2 separate regions of the Homo sapiens genome follow, and region 2 is linked to region 1. Evidence: chromatin loops called from intact Hi-C (ENCODE). Cell type or tissue: right lobe of liver. All regions are shown on one strand.

Evidence for each region. Peaks named below come from ENCODE experiments on the same cell type or tissue, not always from the same donor. Only the 100,000 strongest peaks of a DNase experiment are listed, where the experiment ranks them.
Region 2: it touches region 1 in a loop (6-fold over the local background); 70 of 110 quality-filtered maps call a loop at or near these places.

The regions. Positions count from the first base shown.
Region 1 is chr19:19,954,611-19,962,610 of GRCh38, reverse strand. It overlaps the pseudogene BNIP3P12. Among named protein-coding and RNA genes, the nearest start is that of ZNF93, 58 kb to the right of the region's middle. RefSeq lists a silencer at 3,117-3,411. In right lobe of liver, a CTCF peak has its summit at 3,222 (motif pointing right); a DNase peak (open chromatin) is centred at 3,240.
Region 2 is chr19:19,534,469-19,542,468 of GRCh38, reverse strand. It overlaps YJEFN3 (YjeF N-terminal domain containing 3), which reads right to left. Exons shown (of 7, transcript NM_198537.4): 4 at 7,325-7,435; 5 at 7,019-7,132; 6 at 6,790-6,940; 7 at 4,888-5,150. The coding sequence ends at 4,945. CILP2 (cartilage intermediate layer protein 2) reads right to left here and starts at 4,204. Exons shown (of 8, transcript NM_153221.2): 1 at 4,056-4,204; 2 at 2,692-2,790; 3 at 1,993-2,265; 4 at 1,223-1,378; 5 at 1-94. The coding sequence starts at 4,119. RefSeq lists enhancers at 995-1,289, 2,204-2,866 and silencers at 1,121-1,390, 3,959-4,328. In right lobe of liver, no CTCF peak of the experiment used is centred here; no DNase peak of the experiment used is centred here; H3K4me3 peaks cover 2,032 bases; H3K27me3 peaks cover 1,773 bases.

The DNA.
Region 1 (8,000 bases):
ACATGGAAAACAGGGCTGCACATGGTGGTGAAGGGGGCCTGCCCCTCCACACCTGTGGGTGTTTCTCACAAGGTGGAGATGAGAGACTGAGAAAAGAAATAAGACACAGAGACAAAGTATAGAGGAAGAAAGGTGGACCCAGGGGACCGGCGCTCAGCATACGGAGGACCCGCACCCGGCACTGGTCTCTAAGTTCCCTCAGTATTTATTGATCACTATCTCTTTCATCTCAGTGAGGGGGATGTGGTACGACTACAGGGTAATGGTGGGGAGAGGGTCAGCAGGAAAACATGTGAGCAAAGGACTTTGTGTCATAAATAAGTTTAAGGAAAGGTGCTGTGCCTTGATGTGCACGTAGGACAGATTTATGTTTGACTTTACACAAACATCTCAGTGTCGTAAAGAGCAGTATTGTCGCCAGCATGTCTCACCTCCAGCCATAAGGTGATTTTCTCCTATCTCAGTAAATAGAATGTATGATCAGGTTTTACACCGAGACATTCCATTCCCAGCGATGAGCAGGAGACAGATACCTTCCTCTTATCTCAACTGCAAAGAGGCCTTCCTCTTTCACTAATCCTCCTCAGCACAGACCCTTTATGGGTGTCGGGCTGGGGGATGGTCAGGTCTTTCCCTTCCCATGAGGCCATATCTCAGGCTGTCTCAGTGGGGGGAAACCTTGGACGATACCCAGGCTTTCTTGGGCATGAGGTCCCTGCGGCTTTCCGCAGTGCATTGTGTCCCTGGGTACGGGAGACTGGAGAATGGCGATGACTTTTACCAAGCATACTGTCTGCAAAGACATTTTTAACAAAGCACATCCTGTACAGCCCTAAATACATTAAATCTTGAGTCAATACAGCACATGTTTCTGCGGGCACAGGGTTGGGGCTGGGGTTACAGATTAACAGTATCTTAAGACAGAAGAATTTTTCTTAGTACAGATCAAAATGGAGTTTCTTATGTCTTCCTTTTTCTACATAGACACAGTAACAGTCTGATCTCTCTTTCTTTCCCCCACATGGTGGCTGACGCCTGTAATCCCAGCACTTTGGGAGGCTGAGGTGGGCGGATCACGAGATCAGGAGATCGAGACCATCCTGGCCAACATGGTGAAACCTTGTTGAAACAGTGATAACAGTGAAACAGTGATAATGGCAGTGTGCAATGGATTGAGATATCTTCCAAGTATTGTTGTCCCCAAACCTCTTTATTCTGAATTAACCATTTGTTTCATTGTCATTGGGGCTTCCAGGTAGAAAGACCATTTGGTACTGACCAAGATTTGGTATACAAGTGAGAAATCCCTCTGCCTTCCTCCTGAATAGCTTGAAGGATGGCTACTAGTTCAGCTAACTCGCTGCTCCCACCCCTTCCTTCATCAGAAATTTTTATGTTTTTAACAGGATTATAAGCCACAGCCTTCCAGCATCAGGTCCCACCAATGTATTTGGCGGATCCGTCTGTAAATCAAGCATGTTTCTGATCCTCTGGGCTTAGTTCTTCAAAGGATTTGCCCCACTGGGTGGGAGTGAGGGGATTTCCTTCCCTACCTGCAGGACTTGCTCCATGATTTCCTGAGCTGGCAGGTTTTGTGCATCCTCATGTAAAAGTGATACCCACTTTGGTTTTGGCTTAGCCTGGTCTTGTATGTACCACGTCCATTTTATGATGCTCCTTCTTGGGCATGCCCTATCTGGTGGGTTTTGGGGGAACTCATGAGCCAAGTCATAATAGGAGTTTCGGGCCTCATAAAGACATCATGGTTGAAGCAGAGGTGTTCTGTTTCCAGCAAAGCCCAATAAGAAGCTAACAATTGCTTCTTGAAAGGGGTATAAGCTTTTCCGGCCTCTGGCAGTTTCTGGGTCCAAAACCTGAAAGGTACCCTCTTCCCACCTTGTTTCTGCCTAAGGCTCCAATTAGCATTTTGATCTAGGACAGTTACTTGCAGTTCTCCTGGCCCATCCTGTATGGGCCATAGATCCAGGGCCAGTTGACCCACTCATTTAGCTTGTTCAGAAGCCATGTTCTCCTTCTTTCCCCAGTGAAAGTCATAGCGTTTTCTAGTGGCTGCATGCAGAGGTTGTAAAATGTTACCCAAGTGGGGAATATGATGTCTCCAGAATCTAAACCAGCCAATAAATGTCTGGGCCTCCTTTTAAGTAGTAGGGTTTGCAAATTCTAATATTTTAGCCTTAGCCTTTTGTAAAATGGACTATATCTCTGCATTCCATAGGATGCCAAGGAATTTTACAGTTTATGCAGGTCCTTGAATTTTACTAAGTTTAATTTCCCATCCTGGAGGTAGGAGCTGGGTTTTTACCTGCTCCAAGCCCCAGCAAACTAGCTCTTCAGTTTTAACCTAACCGAGCCATTCGGACGGCTGCTTTTTTCAGTAATAGGGTGATAGCTTTGAGCCTGATCAGTCAAGATATAGGCCTGGCATTGGGCCAGGGCCAGTCTGGAAATCACACTAGCATTTTTCTTTTCCAACTTAAAATATCTTGTAGCAACCAGCCCCTCTCTTGATACATTAATTTATTAGCAGTAAGCAAACACCATCGACTCCAGGGGATCCCTCAGCATCTCCTTTGCTGACTGGAATCTCCTGCAGCACTTCCCGCACAGTCAAAGGTTTAAATTGCACTAATTTAATTCTCAATTCCCACAAAGGCCAGTTCCCCTTGACCATTCGGTTGCCATGGGGGAGAACTGGTGGAGTTCCCATCCCGATATATGGGAAGTCCCCAAGCCTCCAGCCCTGTCCTTCTGGCCAAAACCTGCACCTTTTGTTTTCAAATCCTGTTTGTGACACCAAAAATGTTCTGGGTGGGAAACATGCAAGAGGAGAAGAAAAGATACACACAATACTTTTAAGGGTAACAAGCCTTATACCACATAAATGGCAATGCAGATATGTGGGTGGCAAGCCACCCAGGTGCCAAGGCAAGAGACTGATGGCACGAGCTGTTCCAGTATAATAAAATATATAAAATAAGAATAGTTATACTAGATATAGATCTTAGATATGATTATATATGAATATCATTAATCATTAGTTTATAGCAATTATTCTTTATTCCAATATTATAGTAATCCTCACTCTACAATCATAACCTAGGAAAAACCAGGCCATACAGAGATAGGAGCTGAGGGGACATAGTGAGAAGTGACCAGAAGACAAGTGTGAGCCTTCTGTTATGCCCAGACAAGGCCACCAGAGGGCTCCTTGGTCTAGCGGGTAACGCCAGCATCTGGGAAGATGCCCGTTGCCGAGCGGACCATGGTCTAGCGGTAAAGTCAGTGTCAAGGAAAAACACCTGCTACTTAGCAGACTGGGAAAGGGAGTCTCCCTTTCCCTGCGGGAGTTTAGAGAAGACTCTACTCCTCCACCTCTTGTGGAGGGCCTGACATCAGTCAGGCCTGCCTGCAGTTGTCTGGAGGCCTAACCGTCTCCCTGTGATGCTGTGCTTCAGTGGTCACGCTCCTAGTCTGCTTTCAGGTTCCATCCTGTACACCTGGCTCTGCCTTTTAGATAACAGTAGCAAATTAGTGAAAGTACTAAAAGTCTCTGATAAGCAGAAATAATGGCATAAGCTGTCTCTCTCTCACCTCTCTCTCTCTGCCTTGGCTGCCAGGCAGGAAAGCGCCCCCTGTCCAAAGGACACGTGATTCTTATGACCTTACCTATCATTGGAGATGGCTCACACTCCTTACCCTGCCCCTTTGTCTTGTATCCAATAAATATCAGTGCAGCCTGGCATTCGGGGCCACTACCGGTCTCTGCATCTTGGTAGTAGTTGTCCCCCGGGCCCAGCTGTCTTTTCTTTTATCTCTTCGTCTTGTGTCTTTATTTCTACACTCTCTCATCTCTGCACACAGGGAGAAAAACCCACCAACCCTATGGGGCTGGACCCTACACAGATATAATAAACAAATGATATAATGGGCAAATGATATAATAGGCAAATCAATATAATAAGCAGATTGATATAATAAGCAAATTGTGATGGGAAGAGGAGAATGGAAAAGAGATATATATATATTTACACTCACCAGGCTATGGAGGATTCACCACCAGACTGGGAAGAAACAACCTGGGCTCCAGAGTCGGCCACTCATCTGTGCACAGAAGAGGAGAGCTCTCATGAATCTTCAGTGCAGTCTGGGACCCTAGCTCTTTTGTAACAAGTTTTTTGGCATGGGGCTTAGTCATGAGGGCCCTTCACGACTGGGCTCAAGGAACACAAAAAGGTCAACTTGTTTTTGTGATTGTCTATTGTTTCTCAATAACGAATGTATAGGAATAGATTGAAATAGAGATTTCTCCTAAACAGCACTGGATGAACCCCTGAATGGGCTCACACAACCTGTGCCAGGACTTGGTGACCATTGTTTGTGTCCACATTCAATTAGTTCAAATTTAATATTCAAATTTGCCTCCACACCAGACTATGGAGACTCACCACCAGACCAGGAAGCAACAGGCTGGGCTCCAGAGTTGGACACCACACTCATCGGACTATGGAGGGTTCACCACCAGACTGGGAAGCAACAGCTTGGGCTCCAGAGTCATCCAGCCATCCGTGCACAGACAAGGAGAGGTCTCACAAAACTTCGGTGCAGTCTGGGATCCTAGCTCTTTTTGTAACGAGTTGTTTGGCATGAGGCCCAGTCACGAGGGCCCTTCACGACTGGGCTCAAGAAACACAAGAAGATCAACTTTTTTTGCGATTGTCTATTGTTTTTCAATAACTAATGTATAGGAATAGATTAAAATAGAGATTTCTCCAAAACAGCGCTGGATGAATGCCTCAAGGGGCTCACACAACCTGTTCCATGACTTGTTGACTATTGTTTGTGTCCATGTTCAATTAAGTTCAAATTTAATATTTAACTTTTCCTCCACAAATTCCCCCATCTTGATTAATTGGCTCTGTCTAGGCAAAGGGCAAGGTGAACTCCTTGGGCCATTACACAACCTCTGCCTCCTGGGTTCAATTGATTCTCCTGCCTCATCCTCCAGAGTAGCTGGGACTACAGGTGTGCACCACCACGCCTGGGTAATTTTTTGTATTTTTGGTAGAGATGGGGTTTCACCATGTTGGCCAGGCTCGTCTCAAACTCCTGACCTCAAGTGATCTGTCCACCTTGGCCTCCCAAAGTGTTGGGATTACAGGCGTGAGTCACCGTGGCTGGCCCTAAATGACTTCTTTCTATCTCCTATAACAGTTTGAAATTACTTAAAGGTTGTTTTGAATTGAAATAATAAAAAGAATATAGGTAAAAACAAAATAGAAAAAATTTAAAAAATTACAAGAGATTACAAAATATATATGTAAATCTTGAGAGGTCAAAAATGACAAATTTGATTTATTTATAAGGTTTATTAAAATTAGCTTTAGTATTCAAAATACACTACTACCAAAGTAAAAGTTGATTTTCTCTTGAACAAAAATTTTATGTATTATTAATATGAAAGCAAAATACTTCTGTTCACCTTTTGAATAAATTCAAAAAGAGAGAGTAAAGAAGAGAGAGAATTTCCCCAAGCTCTGGGGTGGGCTTGGCTCAGCTCAGGGAGGAAACCCTGCCTGAAAAGGCTGCAGCTTAGGTTGTCAGTCTTTCTTCACTCAGCCCAGCATCTGATGACATCTTCTGTCACTCAGGGCCTGAAGGGGCGGAGCCTTAAGCATTATCCAGTCAGGGACGCTGGGCAGGAAATCCTCAAATCAGGCATGAAGCTGAAGCGAACAGGACGACTTCTGGGTTTGGTGGGGCCTTTGTCTCTCGCTGCAGCGGGAGCTCCAGGTCTGGTCTTCACTACTCTGTGTCGTCTGCTCCTAGAGGCCCAGGCTCTGTGTCCCTCTGACCTGCAGGTTTTGGGAGATCCACAGCTAAGACTCCAGGACCCCCTGGAAGCCTAGAAACAGTGACAGTGCCAGTCCGACATCCTGAGAGTGAGGGAGGGGCTAGTTGGAACCGGGGTGATGTGGCTGTGGCGGGACTCAGGCCTCCCCACAGTAATCTCCACAATCTGCGCCCGAGTTCTCCTTGCCCAGCTTGGCCTCAGTCCCCTTCAGCCATAAGACGGCAGCTGTGCTGACAGCCAGAATCCCGGGTGAAGGGGGCCTGCCCCTCTACACCCATGGGTATTTCTCGCAAGGTGGAGATGAGAGACTGAGAAAAGAAATAAGACATGGAGACAAAGTACAGAGGAAGAAAAGTGGGCCCAGTGGATGGCGCTCAGCAAGTGAGGACCTGCGCCCGCGCTGGTCTCTGAGTTCCCTCAGTATTTATTGATCACTATCTTTACTATCTCGGCGAGGGGAATGTGGCATAACTATAGGGTGAATGTGGGGAGAGGGTCAGCAGAAAAACGTAAGCGAAAGACTCTGTGTCATATATAAGTTTAAGGGAAGGTGCTGTGCCTGGATGTGCACGTAGGCTAGATTTATGTTTAACTTTACATAAACATCTCATTGTGGTAAAAAGTAGCAGAGCAGTATTGCCGCCACCATGTCTCGCCTCCAGCCATATGGCAGTTTTCTTCTGTCTCAGAATAGAATGTATGGTCGGTTTTACACCAAGTCATTCCATTCCCAGAGGCATGCAGGAGACAGATGCCTTCCTCTTAACCGCATAGAGGCCTTCCTCTTCACTAATCCTCCTCAGCACAGACCCTTTACTGGTGTTGGGCTTGGGGGCTGTAAGGTCTTTCCCTTCCCATGAGGCCATATCTCAGGCTATCTCAGTCAGTGGAAACCTGTGTAATACCCAGGCTTTCTTGGGCAGGGGTCCCTGCGGCCTTCCGCAGTGCATTGTGTCTCTGGTTAATAGAGAATGGAGAATGGCGATGACTTTCACCAAGCATTCTGCGTGCAATCACATTTTTAACAAAGCACATCCTGCACAGCCCTAGATCCATTAAACCTTGAGTCTACACAGCACATGTTTTTGTGAGCACAGGGTAGGGACGAAAGTTACAGATTAACAGCATCTCAAGGCAGAACAATTTTTCTTACTAGAGATCAAAATGGAGTTTATTTTGTCTTCCTTTTTCTACATAGTCACAGTAACGATCTGATCTCTCTTCCTTTTCCCCACACCTGGGTGTCCTGCCTCTTCCCTGTGCAGCGACTGTGCCCTGGCCTGGAGCCCTGTCTGGGCAGCTCTGCGCCTGCAGTGTGGCGTCTCTCCCAGATTGTGCAGGGACCACGGGAGGGTGGTCAGGGGAGAATCCTGACTCGGGGTGCGGGTCCATGAATGGGAAGAGCTTTGGACCATGGGGTTGACAGTTTCTCTTTTCTCCTATTAAAAATTTATGGGGCGAGCCTAGGTGGCTTACGCCTGTAATCCCAGCATTTTGGGAGGCCAAGGTGGGTGGATCACTTGAGGTAAGGAGTTGTTGGGACAACGAAGTTCCTCTTCAAAGACAACTTCCTGGTCATAAGTTGTAAAAGCTGTAAATCAACCCTATCCCTTCTTCTTTCCCCTTCTCCTTTTCTCGCAAAATCACGAGTTTACCCTATTTGGAAAAAGTTTAAGGGTAAGCCAACCGGGATTGTGCGTCGGATCCCCGGAGGCTCACGCCTGTAATCTCAGCACTCTGAGAGGCTGAGGCGAGTGGATCATGAGTTCAGGAGTTGTAGACCAGCCTGGTCAACATGGTGAAACTGAGTCTCTACTAAAAATACAAAAATTAGCTGGATATGGTGGCAAGCACCTGTAATCCCAGCTACTTAAGAGGCTGAGGCACAACAATTGCTTGAACCCAGGAAACTTAGGTTGCAGTGAGCTGAGATCATGCCATTGCACTTCAGCCCAGTCAACAGAGCAAGACTCCATCTCAAAAAAAAAAAAAAAGTAAGCATCTTAAAATTTCCTTCCCTTATATAAACACTGTGTTTGAGTAATTTCACTGGAATTTTCAAACACTTACTTTCAAAAACAAAGTGAATAACTCTGACATGGAAATTAAAGCTTGAACCTAGTGATTC
Region 2 (8,000 bases), 420 kb after region 1:
GAGACCCTGGCTCCTAGCAGTGGTTGCCCAGATGGGGTGACCACCGAGCCCAGGAGGATGTGGTCCGGGCATTCACAGGTGTCAAGGCTGCACCCTGGGGGGATATGGAGAGGAAGCAGGACAGAGAAACCTTCACACTCCCTCCTGAGGAGGGCTTTCCATTCAATCAGTCACTCAACAAATATGCCTGGGGCCCCCCCATAAGGTGCCTCTCAGAGGCCTCAGCATGGCCCTGCTTGGAGCAGTCCCTAGTGTGAAGGGGAGATGGGCTAAGTGGTCAGGACTGGGCCAGGGCATAGGAACTGGGATCCAGAGACGTAGGGAAGAGGTCCTATAGGAGGGGACAGGAGAGGTAAGTCTCAAAATATGGCACTGCCCTTTCCAGCAGAAGAGAAAATGTCTGGACAGGGGCTGGGGGCCCAGTAAGGGGCTGGATCTTGGGCTGAGAACAACTGCCCCCCTTCCCAATCCTGCGGTTTCTCCATAAAATGGAAAATTCCACTGGAAACTTCAGGGCACAGGCACCGGGAGAGCAGAGCCAGGCGCGATGGGGTGGGGACCCCAACGCCCCATTGGCCACCATGTGCCCCCACCCTGTGACGGGCTCCCCGGAGCAGCCTCCAGGCCGTGTTTGTGGAGCCCAGGCGCTAGCGGAATTTCCAGTCTCCTCCTGGCTTGCCCGGTGTCTGGCCCTGGGAGGGCCTAGGCATCATGTCTGCCAGGCTGTGAGCGGGTGTCTGTGTGGGCGTGGGGGACCGGGGTGGGGGCTGCAAATGCCATGCACGTGTGCACCCTGAGTGCATGAACTGAATTCTGTTTCCCCACGAAGACATCTGTACAGTCTGGAATGCACACAGGGGAAGCACCCCCTCCTATCTGCCCATGTCTGCCTGCACAAGAGCCCCCTGGCATCCACCTGTCCAGATGTGCATAGTTACCAGTGCTCCTTGGGCCCAGGAGGGAAGGAAGGGCTGGTCTCCACCTGGCTCCAGAGTTTGGGTCCTCCAGGCTCCGCCCCCGCACCAGGCCCCGCCCTTCACAGCCCCGTCCACGAGGCCCCGCCCCCAACTAGCTCCTCCCCTCTAGGCATCGCTCAGGAGAAGCACTGCCTCTCTACATCCAGGCACCGCCTCTAACTCCACCCTCTCTCCCAGGCTCAGCCCCTAACCTCCCCTTCCTCCCCTCTGTACAGGTCCCAGCCTCCAGACCCCGCCCCTCCTACCTGGACACCGAGGCCGCACGCACTTCTGCGCCTCCAGAGGACGCCCGGGACACGCATCCCCAGCGGGGCTTGGGCAGTGGCGGCGGCGCAAGCGACGGCCTGGCCCACAGCTCCCCGAGCAGGGACCCCACGGGCCCCACGCGCCCCACGAGGCTTCTGCGGAAGGCAGGGACGGAGATCAGGTGGCCGCCCTCCCCAGGAACTGCGCCTCCGGGTAACCTGGGACTAAAGGACCCTTCTTCCCCAACCCCCTCACATATGTGCATCCAAGGGCGGACACTCCAGAGAGCAGATCTGCCATCGCCCCCACCCATGCTCCCCTAGGCGCGCCTGTCGAAGACATAGTTTAGGTACCGACCCACCTCCCCACCCCCGCATAAGGTCCCGGGGATCAGTCCTGCTTTTCTCCCTGCATCCTGCACGCATTTGGGCTCAAGACACTCCACAGAACTGAGCTCTTACAGATGCTCAAATGAGGGCAGCGGGAGGGAGATGCGTTCCAGGGGGCCGGACATGGGTCCTGACCCGCTGGGCCTCCTGACGGTGCACTTGGGCCCCGCGCTGTTCCCAGCGCCTCTCTTCAAAAGCCCCGCCCTGCCTGGCCCCGCCCCCTGACGTCGTCCTACGCCTAAGGGTCCCCCGGCTCTTCCCAGCCACGCCCACACCCACACGGTCCTGCCCCTCCCAGCCCCACCCACCACGACTCTTCCCGGCGTTCGCCAGCCCCGCCCATTCAAAGCCCCGCCCCCGTCATCCAGCCCCGCCCTCACCTAGTGGGCAGCGGAAGCGCACGTGGTAGTTGGAGCAGCGGCGGCCACGCGGTTGCTCGCGGTTGAGGCACCAGAAGCCGCGCGTGGGGTTCAAGTGCACGCGCTCGCCGACGGCGGACGGCAGGGCCCAGTCCGTGGTGCGCGCTTCCAGCGCCAGCGGTCGCGGGCACACGCGCGCTGGCCCGTAGTAGAAGCGGATGGCAGCCAGGCTCTCGAAGTCGCCGTCGCCTCCGGGGTGGTCCACGTTGAACCAGGACGTCCACTCGCTGGCCTCTGCGGGCACCGCACGCGCTGGGACCAGGGCGGCGGCCTGTAGGCCCCCATGCATGCGTGCAAAGGCCTTACTTGCTGTCTCAGCCCCCTCCCCCGGTGGGCACCGGCTAGCCGAGCGCGCCCACGACCCGAGCCAGCGGCCTGAAACAGGTGCAGGGCAGACTGGGTTCCCCGCGACCCCAGTTCTGCCGCCCAGGGCCTGACCTGGTCCATCCCGGTGCGCTGAGCTCTTGCCTCTGTCTGACCGGCCTCTCACTTAGATCTTGAACTTGGGGCATCACCTCCAGGGGCTGTCATGTCCGGGGACCAGGACGGCGCCGGGCCCTTCGTCTAGTGTGTGCCCTCTCCTCACACGACCCCAGTAGCCCAAGCCCCACCCCCAACAAGCCCGCAGCAGAGACGGGACTCCGAGGCAGGCTAACTCACCTTCCCAGTCCTCCAGGGCTGGTGAGGGCTGGCCGGTGTACACGGACCGTCTTTCCAGGCCCAGTGCAGTCGCCATTGGCTCCTCGGTGGGGGTGGCGTCTGTGGGTGAGGAGTGGGGAGAAGGAAGCACGCTGCTACTGATGGGGACCGCTGGGAGCCTCCTTTTAGGCAAGGTGCAGCCACGATCATCCCCCCCCTTTTTTTTTTTTTTTTTGAGACGGAATCTCCCTCTGTCACCCAGGCTGGAGTGCAGTGGCACGATCTCGGCTCACTGCAGCCTCTGCCTCCTGGGTTCAAGTGATTCTCACACCTCAGCCTCCTGAGTAGCTGGGATTACAGGCACGCTCCACCAGGCCTAGCTAATTTTTATATTTTTAGTAGAGACGGGGTTTCACCATGTTGGCCAGGTTGGTCTCAAACTCCTGACCTCAGGTAGTCCGCCCGCCTCGGCCTCCCAAAGTGCTGGGATTACAGGCGTGAGCCACCGTGCTTGGCCCATGATCCCCATTTTAACAGGAGGGAAAATTGAGGCTCTGAGAGGCCAGAACCCAGCTCTAGCCCCAAGGGCTGCCATACACTCTCCTCCAGCGCGCTGCCCATGACCACCACCAGGCCCCCAAAGCCAGGTACCTCTCTCTGACCTAGCCCTAACCCCCCGGCTGGGGAAGTGCAAGTACCACCCAGTTCCCCTAGGCTAGAGTCTCCCTCCCACTATGTTCAGCTGCCGCGAGATCAATCAAGTTCAGCTGGCTGTGCCTCTGCCCTCAGGCTGGGCTCCCCCTCATCCACTTGGCCTGCTGGAAGCCCCTCCCTTAGTCTGTCTTCCATCCCTGTACTACAGTCCGAGCTGCCGGGAAGTCCTTGGAATCTAGACTGGCTTCTCCAAGATAGGAGCTGTCCAAGATACTCCCAGCAGAGTGATGAGGTCAGACAAGCCCCTTCCTTCTGGGTGCCTCAGTCTCCTCACTTGAGAAGTGGGCCCGTCCCCCGCCCCATTGAGTGTTCCAGGGATGGGCATTTCTTTCTCCAGCGGTTGGAGTGAGTGCGTGTGTGGGAGTTAGGTGGGAGGGGCCAGTTCCGACCCCTTCGGTCCAGGGTGGGAGACCTGGCCGGTGATTCAGAGTCCAAACCCCGGGAGGAACCCTAGGTTCTTATCCACACTCCCGGCTTAGCCAAGGAAGAGAATGGATGAGGCCCGCTCCGCGCCCCAGGTGGTCGCGGGGATCCGACTGGTGAAGGGGACCCAGTCCCCGGGGAAGCGCGTGGGTCCCTGGGTTCTCTCCCCGAGTGCGGCTTCACCCAAGGCCGGCTGCCAGGCCCTCGGGAGCCTCAGGGGCTGGGCGCGGGGGCTGGAGGCGCCTCACCTCGGGCCCCCGCCAGGTGCGCAGCGACGACACAGAGACAGAGCAGTGGCAGCAGCGACGCCATGGCCGGGGCAGAGCGTCCGAGGGAGGGTCCGGGCTCCGCGGCGTGCTCGGGTCCAACTCCGGCGGGTCTGGCGGCCGCTGGGACTGAGAGTGGGGGCGGGATGCGACCGCAGATCCCGCCCTGGCCACGCCCCATTCAGGCCACGCCCCCTGGCCCTGGGTGACGGCGCTCGAGCAACCCCTCTGGGTCGCCCCCCTTGGTGCGTCTGGCTGTGCCTCCGTCCTCAGGCTGTCCTGGGTTCCCCGTGGCCTGCTGGAACTCCCTCCCCGAGCCCACTCAGTCCTCCAAGCTGCATCCCAAGCTGCCTGAGGGAAGTGTCACTTGGAATCCAGCCTCAAGCTGCTCGGACCCGCTTTAGGTGGCTGGAAGTCCTGTCTCGCGTCTCACTTCGATCCTATAGGCTTTAGGCCACCCCAAACAGTCTGGGAGTCCCACCCTGAATCTACCCTCCATTCTTCTGGCTCGAGTTTTCTTTCTTCTTTTTCTTTTAATTTGTAGAGTCGGGATCTTGCTATGTTGCCCAGGCTGGTCCCAAACTCCTGGCCTTAAGCGATCCTCCAGCCTCAGCCTCCCAAAGTGCTGAGATTACAGGCAGGAGCCACCGCCCCCAGCCCTAGCTGAAGTTTTCTAGGCCAGCGGGAAGTCCCACTCCACCGCCCTTCTCATGCTCCCCGCCTTGGATCACCCAGGGACCGTGTGAAGTCCCTCTTCGAGTGTGCCCACCCCCGCAGCGGGCCCGGTGCACAAAGGAGGCGGAGGCGAGGCGGCGGTGGTGGGAGGGCTGTTTATTGGCGAGGGTCCCTGCGGTGTGGCCGCGGGTGGCGGTCACAGTGCCGCGACGCAGTCGGTGCCCGTGTATCCCGGCAGGCGCAGAGCGAACTTGCGGCGCACGTCATCGGGCACGAACCTGCCGGCCACGAAGTGGTGGCGCCCGGAGAAGCGGCCAGCGCAGCGCTTGGGCGCCGCGAGAGACACCAGCACGTCAGGCCGCAGCCCGTCCTCCGAATCGCTGCCGGTCTCTGCGTCCCAGCCTGAGGGAGGAGGGTCCGGGGGGATTGGGAACTGGGAGGGTGGCCTGCCCTCAGCCTAGAGTCCATCCTGTCCCTGCCTCCTCTCCTCTCCCCTCCAACACTGAGCCTCTGCCCTCAGACCAGAGTCCTGCTGCCCCACCCCCACTTCCCCTCCCCCATCAGACCCAGCCTTTTCTCTCTGGCACATGGGTCCTGGTGAGACTTGTCGCCCCCTAGAACTCTGCCTCCGCCCTCAGACAAGTCTCTCCCAGTCCTTGGAGGTGTTTCCCTCCCAATCAGACCAGAGCTTCTGCACTCAGACTTTCTGCTTCTGCTCCTATCCTACTATTCAATCGCCCTCCTCCATCTGACCCAGCCTCTGTCTTCAGTCACCCAGGCTGGAGTGCAATGGTGCAATCTCGGCTCACTGCAACCTCTGCCACACGGGTTCAAGCAATTCTCCTGTCTCAGCCTCCCGAGTAGCTGGGACTACAGGCACACGCCACCATGCCTGGCTAATTTTTGTATATTTAGTAGAGATGGAGTTTCACCATATTGGCCAGGCTGGTCTCGAACTCCTGACCTTGTGATCTGCCCACCTCGGCCTCCCAAAGTGCTAGGATTATGGGTGTGAGCCATTGCGCCCAGCCTGTTTGTTTTTAAGATACAGTCTCTCTCTATTGCCCAGGCTGGAGTGCAGTGGCACGATCTCAGCTCACAGCAACCTCTGCCTCCCGGGTTCAAGCGATTCTCCTGCCTCAGCCTCCCAAGTAACTAGGACTACAGGCGTGCACCACTACACCCAGCAAATGTTTGTATTTTGTAGAGACTGGGTTTCGCCATGTTGGCCAGGCTGGTCTGGAACTCCTGACATCAGGTGACCCGCCCACCTCGACCTCCCAAAGTGCTGGGATTACAGGTGTGACCCCTGCACCCAGCCTCCGTCACCTCTTGAATGAGCCTCCACTTTCAGCCTAGGAGCCTTGCCTTCTCTCCTATCTCTGACTTGATTCTGGGGCCACTCACCAGAAGACACTGGATCCTCCCTCAGACTTTAATCCTTCTCTGACCCTAGCCACCACCCTCAGACTAGAGGTTCCTAACCATCCCCTCTGACCTGACAGAGCCACCCTCTCTGTCCTAGGCTGAGCCTGCAGCCTCCCTACTCAGATCAGACAGCACGCCGCCTCCCTTGGTGCCCCTGCTCTGTGGCACCTGCTGGGATGTCCCTGGGATCCCGAGAGCCAGGGGACATCCCCCGGAGTCCAGCCACCCCCACGGAGGGTCCGGCTGGCCAGCGGCTGTTTGTTCCGTCTGCCTGTCGCCTAATGGTTCCAACAGGCATGGGGCGGCAGCCAGGGCGGGCGCGGCCTTTGCCGAGTGAGCTCACGTCTGCCCAGGCAACTGGGCCAGGGGTGGGCAGAGGGCATGTGGGCTGGGCACTGGGGTGGAGGAAAGAGGAGACCTGGGGTCACCTGGGGTGGCAGCCTCGATCTTCCCCATCAGAGGGATGGGTGTGACCCTTAGCCTCAGCCAAGTGTGGGTCCATCCAAGCTGGGGAGATTGAGGTTCAGACAGGCAGGGGCGACCAGGAGCTGGGGCACAGGGGCCTCCACCCAAGCCCCCCAGGCCCCAATGTGCCCCCCTCTGCCTGGCATGCCTGAGGGGATGTCCAGGCTCACGAGGGGGATGGACAGCAGCTTGAGCGTGGCCAGCGCGCGGGTGCAGGGGCCCCCGACCTCGCCCGGCTCCACGCCGGGGCCCAGTACGGCATCCACCACCAGCCCATAGGCTTCGTTAATGAGCTGCACCTGGGGAAGGCAGGCAGGGTCAGGGTGGCCCAGGGCCACTGCACACCATGTCCCCCTTGCTTGCCACCCAGCGCTGACCTCAGTGGGCAGGTAGCTCAGGAAGGGGATGTCCATCTTCTCGCACTGGGTGGTCAGGTCCCGATGCAGCAGGTCCAGCGAGCGTGTGGGGTAGAAGATGGTGGGTTCATACTCCTGGGGGTGGGAGAAGAGGGGGTCAGACTCCCCTGACCTGGTCACCAGCACCAGACCCTGCCTGGGACAAGCACTGGGCATATTCTATAACCTGGCCCTGCGTCAATGTCCCCCTGGGAAGCTATCAAAAGAAGGCAGTGATTTCTGCAGGGGCAGGGACTTTGGGAGGTCGAAGGGGTCCTTGCTACTTACAAACACCCGCAGGTGCCGGGCACAGACCAGCCCCACTGCCCCGTTCTGCTCCGGGCCACACACGACCAGCACCGTCCTCTGCTTCCGGGAGAGAGCGGGCAACGGGAACGCCTGGTGGTAGGGGACACAGCAAAGGCACAGGCACAGTCCAGATTCCTCCTTGCCTGGAGAGGAAACTGAGGCCCGGAGTAGGGGAAGGGATGGGGCTTGGGCCTGGAGGCAACAGGATAGGACAGGAGGTGAGCTGTTCTGGATGAGGGGTTGGGCCTCTTGGGGCCTCAGTTTCCCCGCTGGAGATGCAGAGGCCCGGTCTCAGGCTCTGCCAGGTCGGTGCAGGAAAAACGTGCATCCAGCCACTGCCCGTCGCCCGGAGTGCGGTTTGTTTATTCTCCGCCTGAGTTGCAGACATTCTTCCACCTTTCTCACCGCGGGCCCACCCCCGCCCATGTTTCCAGACCTCAGCCCCTCCTGGAGGCTGTGGAGTAGGGGAGCCCAACCTTAGCCACGATGCCCTGGGGCCTCTCTGTCTCTCTCTGGCTGTCTCTGTGTCTCTCTGTATCTCTCAGACTCTCCGTGTCTCTGTCTCTCTGTGTGTCTCTGTCTCTCTGTATGTCTCTGGCTCTCTTCATGTCTCTCTCCCCACCTGTCTCTGGCTGTTTCTGTATCTCTCAGACTC